Linked DNA regions of Homo sapiens: region 2 is linked to region 1. A link is a contact called in ENCODE Hi-C or POLR2A ChIA-PET data. All regions are on one chromosome and are shown on one strand. Each heading gives the region's core, a stretch centred on a gene start or an enhancer-like site at or near the end of the contact. The rest is flanking DNA. Distances are from core to core; before and after follow the strand shown. Region 1 holds the start of ECH1 (enoyl-CoA hydratase 1). Region 2 overlaps ACTN4 (actinin alpha 4).

What was found. Hi-C counts contacts between places; a loop is a spot of excess contacts on that map. ChIA-PET counts read pairs that join two places held with the same protein, here RNA polymerase II (POLR2A). Pooled maps may share reads with other maps.
Region 2: a map of ascending aorta shows a loop between it and region 1 (2.3-fold over the local background). The contact joins the enhancer-like site here to the promoter of ECH1 in region 1. A Hi-C loop is called at or near these places in 16 of 168 maps with a recorded cell type or tissue (MCF 10A, PC-9, adrenal gland and 9 more) and 13 of 50 pooled maps. POLR2A ChIA-PET finds 5 or more read pairs at or near these places in 10 of 52 experiments (A673, Caco-2, H1 and 7 more).

The regions. Positions count from the first base shown.
Region 1 is chr19:38,830,429-38,833,369 of GRCh38, reverse strand. ECH1 (enoyl-CoA hydratase 1) reads left to right here and starts at 1,576. Exons shown (of 10, transcript NM_001398.3): 1 at 1,576-1,649; 2 at 1,854-2,061; 3 at 2,204-2,292. The coding sequence starts at 1,598. All of the region lies in intron 1 of LOC124904712 (a long non-coding RNA gene), which reads right to left. RefSeq lists an enhancer at 1,528-1,677.
Region 2 is chr19:38,717,665-38,720,605 of GRCh38, reverse strand. ACTN4 (actinin alpha 4) reads right to left here. Exons shown (of 21, transcript NM_004924.6): 11 at 2,532-2,679. The region is part of intron 1 of LOC107985291 (a long non-coding RNA gene); the gene reads left to right. Among named protein-coding and RNA genes, the nearest start is that of CAPN12, 25 kb to the left of the region's middle. RefSeq lists enhancers at 1,250-1,970, 2,005-2,850. Within about 2 kb of position 1,370, at least 18 of the 41 ENCODE cell types and tissues checked have a DNase peak (open chromatin) inside an H3K27ac peak, as active enhancers do; they include PC-9, ascending aorta, dorsolateral prefrontal cortex and 4 more, where a contact is called at or near this core.

The sequences.
Region 1 (2,941 bases), core at 327-2,826:
ACTGTTGATGGGTAGTTAATGGTTCTGTCTTTCAAAAGAGCCTGCTTTTCTAGTCTGTGAAAACACACAGGAGACAGGTTCATTAAGGAAAGATACTTCCTTCAATCTCACTGGCCCAGAGACATCTGTTCACCGCCTTGCTCAATGTCTCCCCAAAAAGCATACTTAAGCAGTTTTACAGTACTTTTTTTTTTTATTTTTTTGAGATGGAGTTTCGCTCTGTCCCCAGGCTGGAGTGCAGTGGCGCCATCTCGGCTCCCTGCGAGCTCCGCCTCCGGGGTTCACGCCATTCTCCAGCCTCAGCCTCCCCAGTAGCTGGGGCTACAGACGCCCGCCACCATGCCCGCTAAGTTTTTGTATTTTTTTAGTAGGGACGGGGTTTCACTGTGTTAGCTAGGTCAGGAGGTCGATCTCCTGACCTCGTGATCTGCCCGCCACGGCCTCCCAAAGTGCTGGGATTACAGGCGTGAGCCACCGCGCCCGGCCAGCAGTTTTACAGTACTTTTTATGCCTTTTGGTAGCTGGCTTTTCCCAAGGGAATTTCGGTTTTTTTGTTTTGTTTGTTTTTTTTAAGAACATGAACTTTTTTTTCTTCTTTTTTTTTTTTTTGAGATCTTGCTCTGTCGCCCAGGCTGGGGTACAGTGGTGCCATCTCTGCTCATTGCAACCTCCGCCTCCTGGGCTCAAGCCATTCTCTTCCCGCTAGGATTACAGGTGCCGGACACCGCACCCGGCTAATTTTTGTATTTTTAGTAGAGACGGGGTTTCGCCATGTTGACCAGGCTGCTGTTGAACTCCTGACCTCAGGTGATCCGCCTGCCTCGGCCTCCCAAAGTGCTTGTATTACAGGCGTGAGCCACTGCGCCAGGCTAAGAACATGAACTCTGGTGCCAGGTAATCCTGCTTTAGCCCTTCTGAAGCCCACCGACCTTGAACCTAGTGTCTTCCCGTGCCTGGGCCAGTTTCCTCTGCATATAGTAGGAAATAGTACGACCTCCTGGTGGGAGTTCATATTATACAGTCAGCGCTTAATGTTGGCCCGTCTGTACTCATTCCTTTACCTGAGTAAACTCACAGTACTGCAAGTTTTCTTTTATTTTTAGTTAACATGATATATACATGCATGATTACAAGCTCTGCTGCAATTATGTCCTTGGACATTTCAGCTGTCGCCTATTATTCCACCATTATGAAACAGCTGTGTGATGAACTTTAGCGGGAGCTGTTTGCTTTTCTGTTTTTTTTTTTGTTTGTTTGTTTTGTTTTTTTTAAGACGGAGTGTCGCTCGGTCGCCAGGCTGGAGAGCAATGGCGCGATCTCGGCTCACTGCAAACTCCGCCTCCCAGGTTCACGCCATTGCAGGAGCTATTTTCTTTGGCCAGGTTCCCACTGGGGCAAAGGGTCCATTTCTGAGCCTGGCTCTATGTAAGGCAACCGGAAATCGACTGCCCTTAGTAAAGATGGCGGAAAGAACGGCGTCATTGCCTGTCAGGTTGCGGCATCGGTGCCCTCGCTCAACATGGCGGCCTTCTGTGCCCGCCCCCTCCGCTAACGGGCACGTTACTCCGTCCGAACGCAGTAGACGAAGGCGGCGGCGATGGCGGCGGGGATAGTGGCTTCTCGCAGACTCCGCGACCTACTGACCCGGCGTGAGTCACCTCTTGCCTTATGGGGGTGCGTCGCGCTGTCGTGCTGTTATAGCAGATGTAGGACGGGGAGGGCTATCCGGGGTCACGAAGGGCCCGAGTCCCCTAAATTCAGGGGTGCGTGTGCTCCCTTTTGAAGGACTCCCTAATTCGATAGGCCTGTGTCTTGCAGTCTGGGGTCATCAAAGGCTGTTCCTTTCTCCCCAGGACTGACAGGCTCCAACTACCCGGGACTCAGTATTAGCCTTCGCCTCACTGGCTCCTCTGCACAAGAGGAGGCTTCCGGAGTAGCCCTCGGTGAAGCCCCAGACCACAGCTATGAGTCCCTTCGTGTGACGTCTGCGCAGAAACATGTTCTGCATGTCCAGCTCAACCGGCCCAACAAGAGGAATGCCATGAACAAGGTCTTCTGGAGGTCTGACCTGCAGATCCTGGAGGCCTGCCTGCGGGGGGAGGCGGGGCTGCGGGACTGGGTGAAAGTGGAACGTTGTGGGAAGATGGACATGAGGGCAGGGTATTCCCGCCCCATTTGTAACCCTTCACTCGTTGCTTCACAGAGAGATGGTAGAGTGCTTCAACAAGATTTCGAGAGACGCTGACTGTCGGGCGGTGGTGATCTCTGGTGCAGGAAAAATGTTCACTGCAGGTACCAGACGCTCTTCACACACCCTGCCAGCCTTCCTAGCTCCTGGCAATAGACAGTGGAGCAGTGCTTCTGAATTAGGGTTTTAAGCAGCTTCTGACTTACACACTTTTTTTTTTTTTTTTTGAGACGGGGTCTTGCTCTGTTGCCACGCTGGAGTGCAGTAGCGCAATCTCAGCTCACTGCAACCTCCACCTCCCGGGTTCAAGCAATTCTTCTGTCTGGGACTACAGGCGTGGGCCACCACACCCAGCTAATTTTTGTATTTTTAGTAGAGACGGGGTTTCACCATATTGGCCAGGATGGTCTCCATCTCCTGACGTTATGATCTGCCTGCCTCAGCCTCCCAAAGTGCTGGGATTATAGGCCTGAACCATTGCTCCTGGCCCCTAACTCACACTTTTATCTGTGTGTTTTTTTTTTTTTTTTTGGAGACAATATCTTTCTCTGTCACCCAGGCTGGAGTACAGTTGCCTAATCATAAATCACTGTAACCTCAAATACCTGAGGTCAAGCGATTCTCCCACCTCAGCCTGCCAAAATGCTGGGATTACAGGCAGGTGCCACCATGGCCAGCCCTATCATTTTTTTAAAAAAAGGCCTACTTTAAAACATTCAAATATAAGTATTAGTCTGACAGAACACGATGGGA
Region 2 (2,941 bases), core at 121-2,620, 110 kb after region 1:
TCACCTCAGCCTCTCCCAGTCTCAACTGTCAGGCACCTACCAGACTCCCCACAGGATCGGCTCTGGCACTGATGGCCAAGAAGTGGGAGGCCTGGGAGACTCTGGCTCCACCGGCCCTGCTGCGCAGCCCTGGGGCAGGAGGCTCAGCCACAAGGCGGCCTTGCAATTCCCTTCTCCAACTGCTTTCTCCCAGGGGCAGGAACCAGAAACAGCAGGTGACATCTCCCTCTGCCTCCGCAGAGTCCTGGCAAGGGTGCACCGAGAGGATGTGGGCAGCGGACCATTGCCACAGCTATCTGGGATCCAGGCCAAGGGACAACTGGAGTGGGGACAAGGGGTCGTTCGGGGTTGGTCGTATTCCCAGGAAATCAAGTCCCTCAGAGAAGCATCCACGACGACCCTCCCGCTGCGGGCTGTGGGGGATGGTGAGGGGTGTGGAGTGAAGGTGGCCCACCCACCCCAGGGCGGAGGAGGCCGCTACGACCAGACCCTGGGGTGTGGAGGGCCTGCCTGTCCTGTTTCACGTAACTGCTACTTGAGAGGACAGAGGCTCTGAGTCTTGGGAATTAGTAGGCCAGCCTGCCTGGGGGCTCTGGCAGACGCCATGGGCAGACCCGCGTGGATGCCCAGTCAGGTAGGGGTGGGGCAGGGACGTGTGGAGGCCGCTGAACCAGCTGGGCCCTGGCCGGAGACTGAGCTGGCTTCTAAACACCTCAGGTGAAGGCTGCCCCAGAGCCCTTCCCAGGGGAGGAATGCCAGTGGGGCCACCACACCCAGCCCCTTGGCCTCAGGAAACCATCTGCAGGGCCTCATGGAGCCCTGTAGAGGGACTGAAGAGCTGATGGGTGGGCAGAAAGACCCCCAGAAGGTTCAGCCACAGGGCGACGCCCAGGCCTCCATGGATAAGGACGGCTGGAGCCACCTGAGCTGTCTGTTGAACGAATGAGTGAATCCGGGAATGGATGGAGGCCACCAACCACACAAGATGGCATCGGTGCTAACACGCTCTCCTCACATGGGTGCCTTTCTGCCAGGCAAGAGGGAAGTGCGGCACCCGGCCTGGCCAGGCCCTTCCTCCCTCACTATCCACTCTCTCACTCGCACTCTTTCCTGGTAGCAAAGGGGCTGGGCTGCTCTGAGGCTGGCAGCTGCCGCGGGAATGGCGAGCTGAGCTCATGTGAGGAGGGCACAAGCTGGGCCGTGGCCAGGGCTGCAGGCCGTGTGGAGCTGCACACTCGCATGCGGGCCAGGGTGGGGAGGGGTGAGAAAATGCACTCAGGAATGCAAGGAAGGGCTCAGCTGGGCGGAGTGGCGGCCGGAGGGCCAGGGAGACTGTGTTGGGAAGGTGGTGGCCAGAGTGGGAGAGGAGTCCTGTGAGTGGCTCTTGTGGCTCTCCCAGGCACTGGCAGCTTTCTGAAGGCTTCCAGACCCCTGGGATCTGAAATCTCAACCTTGGCATGACCCAAAAGAGGGCCAGGGACGTGATGAAATCCCACATCTGGAGCCAACGGCCAGGCAGCTGCAGGGCTGCCGAGAACAGAAAGCACAGTGGCGCTCCTGCAGGGGGAGCCAGGCCCGGGAAGGAGGCTCTGGGAAGGGATGGGAGGTGGGAGGAGCTCACAGGTGGGCCATGCTGAAGGGTGGGCCGAAGGCAGTGGGTGAGCACTGTCTGAGGGTGAGCACTGGCTGTGGTCCGGCAGCAGGCCCAGGAGGCAGGCCCTCCTCTAGCCTGAGGGACGTGCCAGTGAACATGGGCTCCCCAGCCTTCCGTCCACGCTCACAGAGGTGTGGGAGAGGGAAGCCGACTCTGAACACAGGGTGCGGGGGATGGAAGAGGCCTGCCCCACACACTCGCCCTGGATGGGGAAGACACGCAGAGGGGACAAACAGATGGGTGTAAGGTCACTTCCCTGAAGTGCTGGAGGGGGCTTGGCTGTGTTCCTGGATGACTGACAGGGTCCCACCTCTGAGGCGAGGGCAGACTGGGCAACAAAGAGGACCTGGCCCCTGAATGGTCCCTGCTTTCTGGGGCTGAAGGAATCCAAAGCAGCATTTCTTTCCTTTTTTTTTGAGACAGGGTCTTGCTCTGTCACCCAGGCTGGAGTGCAGTGGTACAATCACGGCTCACTGCAGCCTTGACCTCCCTGGCTCAATCAATCCTCCCACCTCAGCCTCCAAAGTAGCTGGGACCACAGGTGTGCACCACTATGCCTGGCTAATTTTATTATTCTAAAATTTTTTTGTATAGGCAGGGTCTCGCTATGTTGCCCAGGCTGGTCTCAAACTCTTGGGCTCAAGTGATCCTCCTGCCTTGGCCTGCCAAAGTGCTGGGATTACAGGTGTGAGCCACTGAACCTGGCTCTAAAGCAGCATTTCTGACACACACACATGCTCCCAAGCAGCAAGAAAGGGCACCTGAGAAACAGACCCAACGTGGCAGGGGGCTGTGTGTGCACACCCATGCATGCCTGAGAGACAGGAGGGGAGCACGGGAGCGGGGCTGGGCAGAGTGGGGCAGAGCTGGGCCGTACCGTCAGTCCAGGCCTCGTGGATGGAGGCCTTCTGCCGGAACTTCTCTGCCAGGTGGTCGAGCCGCTCCAGCCTGCGGATCTCATTCAGCAGCCACTCCTCGTAGCCCTTCTCAGCCTGCTCCAAGTGCTGCCAGCCATTGTTGATGTCCTGGGGCAGGGCAGGAGCAGGCAGGGCTATCACAAGGAAGTGGAGGCACCCAGGGGGATGTCTCCAAGGGATGCTGATGGGAAGGTGGCAGAACTTGGCTGGGGTCATGTCTGTGTCATGCTTTGCTATTATACCTGGATGCCTACACAGGGCCCCCCAGCACTCAGCAGGTACAATCAATTCTGGATTAACAAAATGAATGCGTGAACGGGTGAGTGCATGAATGAATGGATGAATACCATAGATGGGGAGGTGGTACCGT